Linked DNA regions of Mus musculus: region 2 is linked to region 1. A link is a loop called in an ENCODE intact Hi-C map of the cell type or tissue named here. Cell type or tissue: heart. All regions are shown on one strand.

What was found. Peaks named below come from ENCODE experiments on the same cell type or tissue, not always from the same donor. Only the 100,000 strongest peaks of a DNase experiment are listed, where the experiment ranks them.
Region 2: it touches region 1 in a loop (2.3-fold over the local background); 2 of 42 quality-filtered maps call a loop at or near these places.

The regions. Positions count from the first base shown.
Region 1 is chr7:110,786,375-110,788,874 of GRCm38, reverse strand. Ampd3 (adenosine monophosphate deaminase 3) reads right to left here. Exons shown (of 15, transcript NM_001276301.1): 3 at 61-265. Among named protein-coding and RNA genes, the nearest start is that of Gm39069, 6.8 kb to the right of the region's middle. In heart, no CTCF peak of the experiment used is centred here; a DNase peak (open chromatin) is centred at 1,384.
Region 2 is chr7:110,553,442-110,555,941 of GRCm38, reverse strand. All of the region lies in intron 2 of Sbf2 (SET binding factor 2), which reads left to right. Among named protein-coding and RNA genes, the nearest start is that of Gm46027, 51 kb to the left of the region's middle. In heart, no CTCF peak of the experiment used is centred here; no DNase peak of the experiment used is centred here.

The sequences.
Region 1 (2,500 bases):
TCCACCCTCTCCTAGACACACACACACCGGACCAGGCTTCAAGGGTGGGTATGGCCTTACCCCTGCACAGTAATCTCCACTGATGGTGACCCGCTGATACTCAGGCATAGCATAGGGTGCTGGCCCAGGCTTAGAAGTAGCTCCGGGAACCAGAGGGGTTGCAGGAGACATGGCAGGACTGGCAGTTGGAGGACCTTTCCAGTCTTGTTGTGTTGGCATCTGCAGGGACAAAGACTGCGACCGGATCATCTTGAAACTCTTCTTTCTAAGAGCCAAGGACAAGGGACAGGGGAGACATCAGCTGCTCATAGGGAGAATCTCAGGCGGCAAGAAGTTCCACTGTCATCAATCCCTGGTGCTGGGTATCATTAAGAAGTCTCTGGTGGGCTGAGGAGATCACTCAATGATAAAGCACTTGCAGTACAAGTGTGAGGATGTGAGTTGAGAACTCCAGCAATCACATAGAAAGTGGGTATCACCATGGACATCAGTAACCCCAGCACAAGCGAACCCCAGGGGTCCTCTGGTTAGTCAATTTAGCTGAAATAGCTTTGGAGTCAGTCCAGAGACTCTGTCTCAAAAAATAAGATGGAGTACGACATTAACCTCTGGCCTCTGCACCTGTATCTGTACCTGCATTCATACACATTTCTGGTTGCTTATGACTTCCTCCTCCCAGCCTTGCAGATACTGCATCTGAGGCATGCCTCATTGCCAATGGTGGAGTCTTTGGGACCTGTGGCACATGGCAGTAGGTCAATGTGACAGAGCAGAGACAGACAGACCAAGATCCACACTGCGGGGGCTTCAGTATATAAGGGTGACACTGTGTCAGAGAGGCATTCCCCCAGGAGCAGACAGCATGTTCTCTTCCAATAAGCCAAACTCTTTAAGCCCTGACAAATGAAGTCTCTGGAAAGATGTGGTCAAGGACACAAAGACACAACATTGTATTTTAGTTACAAACGCAGGCACGGGAAGCAGAAGGGATGGAGAGTGATCAGTTTGTCAGCCTCCTTGGTTAGGGCCCAGAGACAGAAGGGGCCTTATACAAAATCACACAGCAAGGCTTTCTCCAGCCATTAGCCAGCTTCTCCTTCCTCAAGCCTGATGTTTGCCATCCTGGCGGCAGCTGGGGCTGGTACAGACCTGCATCCATCTCTTCTATAGGAGAGGGGTTGATGGGCACCAGGATGAGGCCTGGACCCTGAACCTGTTGTTCTGGCACTGGAAGACGAGACCACAAGGCTGGTTTAAAATGCTGCAAGCTCATGATTACTTGTAAGTCTGATTTGTGATGACATGGCTTCCTTTGTTAACAAAAATCCAAACTGTTTCAGCTGATGTCACTCCAAGTCCTGTGATCCCCGGGAAGGAAATTACTCAGCACTGGGACAATGCCAGCAGCAACCGGACTCACCCTCTAAGTAAGCCCCCGGCTAAACGCTTTCTTCTATGGGGCTTAGTGGTCACGATGTCTCTTCATGGCAATAGGGAGGCAATGAAGACTTCCCTGGTGACACTGGGTATGGGAAATCAATCCATCCCCAAGTTAGCCTCATGCTCATCCAGAAACAGCCAGCTTCCTGCTGGCACCATCCAGGACTCCTCCCTACCCAACCTTCCATAATCCAGTTCACCTCGCCTGCTTGCCACAGGTCTCTCTGCCCTAAGGACCTGTGTTTCCACTTCCCTGGGACAAGGATGTTCACACCTGAGAGATGAAACTGGTCTCTTCTCAGGAGGTGCCTCCACAGGGACTTGCATGGCTGACAAACCAGGCTGCTTCAGGAGCCCTAACCAGAACCCCAGGAACCCCCAACCCTGGCCTGTTGTCCTTCACCTGTTGCTGAGCCAGCTTCCTACACTGAGAAAGATAGATGTCAGGGTGGGCCAGCCAGTCAGTCAGTGTTAGAGTCACCCTAAGCACAGAGTCCCCCTATAAGGAATCTTTTGGACATCTTGACTCTGCTCAGCTCATCCCATGAGTCACCAGTTCCTGTGTCACATCAATGTGTGTGTTTCGTCTTATGCCAACACCATCCCCTATGCCTTAGTCTAGCCTGGGGTTCATCCAACCAAGGAGAAGCAATGGGTAACTTGTTAGGTTAGCAACAGGTAAAACAGACAAACAAACAAACAAACAAAACACACAGGCAAAAATCTGGAAGACTGCCTAAGCCAAGCACTCACCAGGGTTCTCCTATGAGTGCCTCAATAGGAAAGAACATGTCTGTCACACTGAGGAAGACGATACCCAGCTGGTACCCAGAGAACTCTCCTTCGTGCCCATTATTCACTGTGGCCCCAGTCAGACTGTCACACATGAATGGAGATGTGGCTCAGTTGAGAGAGGGCTTGCCTAGAATTCATCAAAGCCCCACGTAAATCAGAAATGATAACACACACACCTGAAACTGCAGCAACCAGAAGGGAGAGTGAGAAGAATCAGAATTCAAGGTCATAACATGCTAGTCATTGAGTTCAAGGACAGCCTGGG
Region 2 (2,500 bases), 230 kb after region 1:
ATTCTGTACATGAACAGCAGTAACTTGTGTTGCAGAATATTTGATCTCATTGTGAACCCTGAAATTGTGTTATTTACTGGAAAACCCTGTTTCTAATTGTGGTGTGACTCTGCCCTTAGCACACACCTTTAATCCCTCTGGCTGGAATAGAGACACACCCATAGTACATACCTTTAATCCCCAACAATGAAGGTAAAGTTAGTTTGTAGGAGGAAGCTCCCATGTTTGAAAGTGATGTCTAATTGAGTGGCAGACAAAGTGACAAATCAGAGAAAATTTTGACAGAATAGGATATGCCCCACTTCCATGAGAAGAGGGAGGAAAGAGAGTCTACTTCAGAGTAGAAAGAAAGAAAGGAGGTGGCAGCTTTCCTGGGACAATTGTACAGAGACAGATTGCAGAGAGAAAACAAGCCAGACACAGGTGAAGACAGAATGAGAAGGAACCAGAAGTTAGAACAGATTGCTAGAGTTAATGTGAATGAGTCAGCAGAAGCTGAGAGAAGTTAGACTGAATCATTATTCAGTTTGTAGAGGAGTAGAGACAGAACCAGCCAGCCAGAGCTCAGAAAGAATTAGAAAGGGTGAGCTTATTCAGCAGTAAGTCTCAGAGGCTGAAAACATGCTAGGCCTAGATTAGATTGTACAGAGGCAGGAAGGTTCCCGGACTAGGCCTAGGTTGGCAGACTGAGGCAGTAAGCTTTGGAAATGACAATAACTTCAGGTGAATAAAAGTTAAATTTTCACAAACTTGTGTAACTGATATACTGTATGATTGTAACTCTTAATAGTAAAAAGAAAGATATATGTCAAAAGTAGTCTATCTCCGTTTCTAAGTTTGTTTGTCCAGGGTGATAGTCCCTTTCCTGATGATACATATGAAAAAACCTTCATAGCATTTCTAAGTTAGAGTGACATTGAGCATGTAGCTTTAAGGCTACTATCTAGCAGTTATAAATACTTGGAGAAACTCATGAAAACTAGATGATTGGTGCTAGTGTATTAATTTACAAACAAGTAAGGTGAGGCTTAGGAAGTGTACATAATTTTAACAAAGTCTATCAGGTAGGATGCAACAAAGCTAGTATTTAATGCCAGTCTTGTTAATTACTTTCAGTCGAGGCATAGTGTTTTGGAAGTGACATTTTTAAACTATGGTAGTATTTGTGTTCTAGTGGAAATGCTGGATCTGAAAGATAACTGGTCGAGAAGAAAAGGAGGTTTATTTAACTCATAGCTTTGGAAATTGAAAGTCCAAACAGAGTAGTACAGGCTCTGTAGTATGGAGTGCTATGGTGGACATACATGCAGGAGCAAGCAGTAGGCACAGAGGGAATCAGAGATACTTTGGAGAAATTAATTCAGTTATTAAAATTATTCCCCAGAGGGAATCAGAGATACTGGGTAATCTGTTTTTTTCTAACGACTCCTTCATAAGAACTACAAGGGGGTCTTCCGGGAAATACATCTTTCCTCCATTGACCTTTATAAACACTGTCCTGCCCTACTGTGAAAGTCTTACTCACAGCCACCTTCCAGACAAGGTCTTACTCACAGTGAACCCTGGGGGACAGCTGGATTATATCCAAAACATAGCTCTTGCTATTGAATAGATACCAGCTTCTTACCTTATTTAAGGACAAATATAGGATCAGAGCACATTATTTAATTTTTTTTGTTGCTATCTCTACTTCTCATATAGCACATACATGATATACTTAAATTCTAAATGAAAGATTGCATGTTCAACCTGAATGCTAAACTTTCATAATTTCCAAATGGTTTTATACATTTACTCACTATTAATTAAATTTCTGATGTAGAGGATGCTGAATTTATTCTTTCCATTTTTTTCATAAAGAATTTGTCTTCTGTGTAGAGATGATGAGTTTTAATTTGGATAGATTTAAAAATAAAAAATATGAAAATAAGCTAAACCGAACATAATAACTGCTTTTCCAGTTCTGGGATATTTTTGTCTTTTCTTGTGCTTTTTAGGTATGCACAAAGCCACAGACAGTCATATAAATAAAGTTGAAAGTTAAATTTAGTGACTGTATTTCAAAGAACATTAGAGAATTGTTTTTTCAGAGGAATTCTATGGCTAACAATCTATTTAAAATTATAGGGACAAATATTTTTATTGGCTGGGTCTTGAGCATCAGAAAAATAGCATTGTTTTGGCACTAGCTCCCTTTTAAGATGCCTTGCTTGTGAATTGAATCTTTTTATATTGTAATTTAGAAAATTCACTATAATAGTTACAGAAACTTTTACTCGGTATTGTAGTGTATCTCATTTTCTTTGAGGATTAAAGTGTTTGAAAAATTGTGGCTTGAAATGTAAGCAACCAAAATTTCTAAATTTGAACCTTTGGAGAAATTAATTTAGTTATTAAAATCATTCCCCAGTGATTTGACTAATATAAAGTTTGTGTTTTATAAGTATACACTGGAGAAAGAGAGAAATAAAATCCATATTCAACATTCTGCAGCTGTAAC